Linked DNA regions of Homo sapiens: region 2 is linked to region 1. A link is a contact called in ENCODE Hi-C data. All regions are on one chromosome and are shown on one strand. The core of a region is the stretch at or near the end of the contact, and the rest is flanking DNA. Distances in the headings are between cores, read along the strand shown. Region 1 overlaps FRMD4A (FERM domain containing 4A). Region 2 holds the start of MCM10 (minichromosome maintenance 10 replication initiation factor).

The links. Hi-C counts contacts between places; a loop is a spot of excess contacts on that map. Pooled maps may share reads with other maps.
Region 2: a loop to region 1 is called in a pooled map, with 8 times the contacts of the local background. The contact joins the promoter of MCM10 here to the enhancer-like site in region 1. A Hi-C loop is called at or near these places in 6 of 50 pooled maps.

Annotation. Positions count from the first base shown.
Region 1 is chr10:13,658,648-13,662,329 of GRCh38, reverse strand. It overlaps FRMD4A (FERM domain containing 4A), which reads left to right. Exons shown (of 25, transcript NM_018027.5): 20 at 1,777-2,014; 21 at 2,840-3,007. Among named protein-coding and RNA genes, the nearest start is that of PRPF18, 74 kb to the right of the region's middle. RefSeq lists enhancers at 1,623-1,682, 2,013-2,062. Within about 2 kb of position 2,154, at least 15 of the 41 ENCODE cell types and tissues checked have a DNase peak (open chromatin) inside an H3K27ac peak, as active enhancers do.
Region 2 is chr10:13,159,404-13,163,158 of GRCh38, reverse strand. It overlaps MCM10 (minichromosome maintenance 10 replication initiation factor), which reads right to left and starts at 1,601. Exons shown (of 20, transcript NM_018518.5): 1 at 1,553-1,601. It also overlaps the pseudogene RPL36AP36. RefSeq lists silencers at 1,337-1,516, 1,539-1,852.

The sequences.
Region 1 (3,682 bases), core at 905-3,404:
TGAGGAAAGTCTGGCGGATTATTTACCCAGTCACCTTGGCTGTGCTATTAGAAATCAGATTGGAATATATTTGTCTGCTTCATTACAAGCCGGGGACGCCATTGGGCTACAAGGAAATGGGGGGCTTGAGCATCAGAGATCCCAGCCCTGCGGTTGGCCTCTGAGTATCCCAGTCTCCCCTGGAAAGGGAAGAAAAATTGAGAGATTCCTTGGTAGTAGAGGGGTGCCTGGAGCAATAGGTAATGTCACGGGGTAATTTTGAGATATCATTCCGTGATTCCAGCTTCTTCCCCGTGTTCCAGATGCAGACCCCTGGACTTCCTCACAGGTGTCGGCACATCCTTTTGCCACAGTCCCACTGCAGGGTCTCTTTCTGGGGACTCTTCCTTTACTGATTTGAGGGCAAAGGAGGAGTGGGTGCATAGTGGGTGTCCACGGCTGGGGGACTGAGAATTAGGCTGTGAAACAAGTCGCTGGAAATGGATTTAGGGGCAAGTGAATGGTAGTTGGTTGGTTGTAAGGTTTGCTTCTGTGCTTTTTTCCCCTCCACCTCCCATGTCTGCCTTCCCTGTGAAGCCTGAATCGTTCCCTCCTCTCTCTTCTCAATGCTGACCTGCCCTAGCCTGAAGTCCTCATTCATCCCCCTCTCTAGTCTCTCTCCCTTCCTTTCTAGTTTTAGAACACTGCCAGGTGAATAGTTCTAAAACAGGATTTTTCACTCCGACGCATCCGTGCTTAAGACATCGCAAAGTTTTCCTGTGGCTTTTCAAAATCTCAACTCGGAATTCCAGGCCCCCATCAGTCGGGCTCTTGGCTCACATGGTGCACACAGAAGGCGGCTGTGCTGGCCAGAGCTCTGCCCTTACTCCCCCTGCCCCTCCTCACCAGCCCCTGCCTGGCCAGATGTGCCTGCAGCTGGTACCCTGCCCTCAGGGCCTCCACACTTTGGTTCAAGCCCTTCCTTCCTCCTCCTCTTTGCCTGCCCACTGCTCAAGCCCCTTCAAGACCAGCCTCTCCCACAGCACCTCCTAGACTCACTGAATTTGCTTTTTCTGAAAGTCCTCTAGCGCACTGACGTGTTAGATCATTTCTTTCCTGGAGGCAGGGAATCATTTATTAATACATAATCTTTGTAGCTCATCTCCTTAAAAAAGTTAAGGCAGTTTCAAAATTAAAATATAGAGGAAGAGATTAAAAGAGAATAAACACAGCTCTGGGGGAAAAAAGCAGAGTAGACACCCGATCCACCCAGCAGGTATTTACAATGGACATATAGACCCTCATTCATTTTTTCTTCTCCAACCAATGGTTATCAAGCACCTACTATGTGTCGGCTGAGGATCTAGCAGCAGATGAAACAGACAAAACTCTCCCAGAACTCAGACCCTCCCACAGTGAATCAGATGCTTAGCATCTGTTGAAAGACAACTTAGCACTACAGCAGTAACTACATTTTGCTGTTTAGTGTGAAGCAGTCATTTGTTGGTGGTATTTAATGACGTTCAGACTTCACTCCATTCGTGTCTAATCAAAAGTGACGCATCTCTTCCCATGCAATCCCGCCTGCAGTGGAGGTTTGGCTTGCCCTGGTTTGGTTTGACTCGTCTTGACTTGTCTTGGCAACTGGGGAAGAGTTTCAGGGTTTCTCATCACAGGGGTGAAGGTGTGGGTTTGGCTGTGTGGCTCCAAGGTGCGGGTGGAGGGGTGTAGGGGTTCTGTCTCAGCCTGTGGGAAGGATGACCGGGGCTCAGTTCCTCTCTTCCTGTCTTTGTGCAGAAGACTCTCAGGTTACCAGCACAATATCCCCCCTACATTCTCCTCACAAGGGACTCCCTCCTCGGCCACCGTCGCACAACAGGCCTCCTCCTCCCCAGTCCCTGGAGGGACTCCGACAGATGCACTATCACCGCAACGACTATGACAAGTCACCCATCAAGCCCAAAATGTGGAGTGAGTCCTCTTTAGATGAACCCTATGAGAAGGTCAAGAAGCGCTCCTCTCACAGCCATTCCAGGTGAGCTGCATCGTGAATGAGGCCAAATGAGGCCTCCCTCTATGCTCTGGAAGAATCAAAGGGCCGTCCCAAGTAGCATCCACGGTGACAAAATCCACATCAACCTAGTTCCTCCCCGTGGGGTTTGCCTTTCACGGGGCCGTGCTCACAGCGCCCTCTGCTGCCGACACTGTTGAGGTACATTTTTGTGACTCAGAGAAATTGGGGCTTTGGCCCACAATCAACGTGATGGCAGATGGTTTGAATGCTGTTAAATTCCAGAGGAATTAATTAGGAAATCTCAGGCAGCGCTATTCTGAAATAGCAAGTGAAAGTCCACTCGGAGCAAATGCAGAGTGGTTCAGAACTCTACCCCCTCATCCAGCAGAATTCTCCAGCCAAGCAGCTGTAATCCAAGCTGTGTATTATCAGCTCATTACCGGGCTGACTTTGTAGGGAGGTTTTTTTTGGGGGGGAAGGCATTTTCGGTCTGCTTCTCTGTTTTTCCCATTTCCTTTAATCACCCTACCAAGCTCCAAGGGGGGTGCCAGGACAGGTAAATATTTGTTTCTTGGAAAACAAAAACTGTAAGGGCAGGACCGTCACACTGCCTGACACAGAGAAGGCTGACCAGGGTTTTCCTCTCATATTGCCTAGGTTGGGAGGGGGGAGGGCATACCCCCTGCTGGGGAAAGGCTGAGAACCACAGTAGAGGTCTGACCAAGCGAGGTGGGAGTCACGGGCGAGCTTTCCCCACATGCTGGGATCATTGTCCTGAACTAGCCAGCCCCCCAGGAAAGGTGCTGTCTGTCTGGCGGTGACCACGTGGCATCCTTGGCTTTGCAGCAGCCACAAGCGCTTCCCCAGCACAGGAAGCTGTGCGGAAGCCGGCGGAGGAAGCAACTCCTTGCAGAACAGCCCCATCCGCGGCCTCCCGCACTGGAACTCCCAGTCCAGCATGCCGTCCACGCCAGACCTGCGGGTCCGGAGTCCCCACTACGTCCATTCCACGAGGTGAGTCTGCCTGGCCTTCCTGCTCAGACCAAGCCTTCCTTTTTAAAATTGGGCATTGTCAGCCCCAAGCTGGCCCAAATAATGGATGAGCTACAGTCAGACCTGAACCTGGGAGGATAAATGAAGCGGAATAAAAAACCAAGCTGGCAGCAGTCAACCCCCGTTAGCCAAGAGACCCATGCACAGGGCACTTGGAGTCAGCCAAAGAATCCCCGGGCTTCTGGAGACAGGGAGCATGGAAAGTTTCCTAAGCAAAGCAGAGGCCACAGAGGCTGGCTGGGTTAGCATGGGAAGAGGTCTTCTATCTTTCTACTGAGGCCTAAATTTATACTGGACTTCCTTTAGTGCCTCAAAATGTAAATTCATAAAGAGCAAAAGAGCCAGGCAAAAATGAGGCTTCAGTGAATCACACCTTCTGTTTCTTTTTTTTTTTTTTTTTTTGAGATGGAGTCTTGCTCTGTCACCCAGGCTGGAGTACAGTGGCGCGATCTTGGCTCGCTGCAACCTCTGCCTCCCGTGTTCAAGCGATTCTCCTGCCTCAGCCTCCCAAGTAGGTGGGATTACAGGCACCTACCACCACGCCTGGCTAATTTTTGTATTTTTTAGTAGAGACGGGGTTTCACCATGTTGGCCAGGCTGGTCTGGAACTCCTGACCTCAGGTGATCCACCCACCT
Region 2 (3,755 bases), core at 352-2,851, 500 kb after region 1:
CCATGTTGCCCAGGCTGGTCTTGAACTCCTGATGTCAAGTGATCCATCAGCCTTGGACTCCCAAAGGTGCTTTTTTTTTTTTTTGAGACGGAGTCTCTGTCACCCAGGCTGGAGTGCAATGGGGCGATCTTGGCTCACTGCAAGCTCCGCCTCCCGGGTTCACGCCATTCTCCTGCCTCAGCCTCCCGAGTAGCTGGGACTACAGGCGCCCGCCACCACGCCCGGCTAATTTTTTGTATTTTTAGTAGAGATGGGGTTTCACCGTATTAGCCAGGATGGTCTCGATCTCCTGACCTGGTGATCCGTCCGCCTTGGCCTCCCAAAGCGCTGGGATTACAGGCGTGAGCCACCGCGCCTGGCCGCTTTTTAAAAATTCATTCAACCAACATTTCCACGGATCCCTCATGTGCCACACACTGTGCTATCTACTGGGGAACCTATTGGACAGTAAGCTTCCTGAGCGTTAGGAGCAAACTGTCTCGTTCAAGTCTGTAACCGGCCTTGCCTTCCCCCAAAATGAAACTGTGCACCCTCCCTCGCCCTCAAATCCACGGCCACTGACAAGTACTGTGGTCCCATCTCCAAAACACTGCTCAAATCTGCCACTTCTCTCCAACTTCACTGCCAGAACCCTAGGCCAAGCCACCGTCAACCTTTAACCCAATGACTGTGTTAGCTTTCTATGTTGGTCTCTTTGTCCCCGTGCAATCTGTTCTGCATACGACAGCCACGGTAATCTTCCCTTTCCTTAGTAACCTTTAGGAACATAAATCAGATCATGGGGGTCCCTTCATTGAAATTCTTTAATGATTTTCCATTGCCCTTAGAAAAAATCTACAAAGCCTGCGAGGCAATGATTCATATTCTCTCTCTCTTTCCAAGCTTTCTACTCCCTCACATTTTCCACAATCCACCACGTCCAATTCTACCCACCCCGACACCCATAACGATGCTCCAGCCGGGCCAGCCCGCTTCCACCTTCTGGAACACACTAAGCTGCTTTGAGGTCTCAGGCTCTGTCGAAGAAAGCTCCCCCCAGGTCCTTCTCGCCCTTCGGTCTCCACTTACTCATCTTTCTGAGACTTTCTGGACCACCCTGAGTCGTCCACTGTCGTGCATTTGTTTACTACCTGCTCGTGCCTTTAAACTGTAAGCGCTGTGAAGGCAGCGGAAATGTGATCCGAGCCATGCACACCGTCCGCATTCAATAATCATTGGCAAATCATGAATACGAGAAACCAATGAATGAATGAATGAATGAATGAATAAAAGAAAGCCCAGGCGGCAGGCACTTGGCAAGCACTTAAAAGGCTGCGTTTAAAAGGAAGAACCCGATTCCTTAGTAGACGGCCAGCAACTCCCAGCCCCCGGCCCGGCCATGCCAGCTCCGAGCGGTCCCAAGCTGCCGCCAAATCCAGATCGCGCCCACCCGAGCTCCCGGGACCCCGCGCCTCTAGCCTCGGACCCCTTGCAACCCGCGCAGAGACGTGCGAGGCGGCCCCGGCCCCGCCGCCCGAGGGTCACACGCACGCCCGGGGCCCGCGCTCCTCACCCGATGCCGGGACGCCTTCTTCGTTCACAGCTGAACCCGCCAAAATTCCAACCGGATCCCGCCCCTGCCTTGACGTCAGACGCACGCGGCTGTGGGGCAGCACTGACTGGCTACGCCAGCGAATCCCGGCCCTGGCACAGAGCAATCGGATTGGTTTACGTCATTGGACGCCCTCTTTGTTGGGGGCAAGGGACCTTCCTGTCGGTAGAAGCCAGTCTCCTTTAGGTAAAATAGAGTGTCTGGCGCCCCCTGGTGCCGGGAAGTTTAAGTCATCCCACCCAGTATTTTCCCTGCGGTCCCATCCCACCTCAACTCCTGACGCTCTGGGACCGACTGTTCCTTTGTCAGCCTTATGTCCATTCGAAATGTTTGGGCTCAGGACCAAACAGATCCGGTCCACTTTTACCCTGTCTGACCTTGGGGAAGTGACTTATCTCTCTGAGTTTCCCCTTCACCATCTGTGCAGTGAGGGAAAGGGTAGATGACATCTTTTACACTGAAACCACCATTTCCCGAGTAATTCCTGTTCCATAGATTTTGGGACTTCTAAGGGGCGTCAGGGCTGAAGAGAACTTATCAGCAGACCATATCTTTCACAGATTTTTTTTTCAGTAAAATTCAGGCCTCTTTATGTATTTACATTCTAAAAAATAGTGTTTGTACATAATACTAAGAACATAGTTTCTAAATGCAGAATAACATTTAGCTTTTACATAATTTCAAGGGATTGATAGCAGAAGAGACTTTGATGGACCAAATGGCCACTTTAAGTCTTTCCCCCCTTTTCCTCCTTGCAGACACTGTTCAGGCACTGCAGTTCCCCCACTAATAATCCCTTTGGTATAAGATCCTATCTCTATCCACTACGTACTTTCATTTTCAGAACAATTAAAATCGACTTTAGGAAGACTGAAGATAAACAGTCCTGATGCCATCTACGTTGACTTTTTTCTGTGTCCTAATGGAATATTACTGCTCCATTTATGAGCTCAGCCCTATTACTTAAACCTATATTGGCTCAGGAATAGGAATACAACCATTTCTGAGAGCTGCTAGTGTTAAAAATTCATAGTAATGGAGGAACTCTAGTAATCAAATTGAAAAAGTATGTTTAAATGCGTACTTTTAAACATACGGCACTAAGGCCGGGCACGGTGGCTCACCCCTGTAATCCCAGCACTTTGGGAGGCCGAGGTGGGTGGATCACGAGGTTAGGAGTTCGAGACCAGCCTGGCCAACATGGTGAAACCCCATCTCTACTAAAAACACACACAACACAAAAATTAGCTGGGCGTAGTGGTGCGCGTCTGTAATCCCAGCTACTTGGGAGGCTGAGGCGGAGAATCGCTTGAACCTGGGAGGTGGCGATTGCAGTGATGAGCCGAGATCTCGCCACTGCACTCCAGCCTGGCGACAGAGCCAGACTCTGTCTAAATAAATAAATAAATAAATAAATAAATAAATAAATAAATGCATCACTACATCTAGTTATTAAAAAAAAAAGATTCGTCATAGATTTATTCTTAGCCATTATGCAGAAATTCCTTGACTAATTCTGATCAGTACTCTGAAGTTCTTTTCTTCACCTTCACTTTCCAGGTCCTCTTTGCATCCAGTTCCGGGCAAGGAGTCAGAAACAGAACCAACCTAAGCCCGCAAACCTTCCTTAAGTGAAGAATCAAGCACTTTTTATTGGAATTAGTATAGTGGTGACTTTGAGAAAAGAAGTGGAGGTGATTTTGAGAAACAATTAGGCAAATAGATTTTTTAAAATCCATTGAATGTGGCTTTTCCGTGCCGATAGCGCTCACACAAACATTACGAAGTTTCCTAAAACCCGCCAGACTTTCTATAAGAAGTGTGGCAAGCACCAACCCCACAAAGTGACACTGTACACGAAGGAGAAGGATTCTCTGTATGCCCAGGGAAAGCGGCGTTATGACAGGAAGCAGAGTGGCTATCGTGGGCAAATTAAGCCGATTTTCCAGGAAAGGGCTAAAACTACAGAAAATTGTGCCAAGGCTTGAGTGCGTTGAGCCCAGCTGCAGCTCTAAGAGAGTGCTGGCTATTAAAATATGCTAGCATTTTGAACTGGGAGGAGGTAAGAAGAGAAACGGCCAAGTGATCCAGTTCTAAGTGTCATGTTTTCTTTTATTATGAAGACAATAAAATCTTGAGTTTATATTTTTAAAACATCCATTGA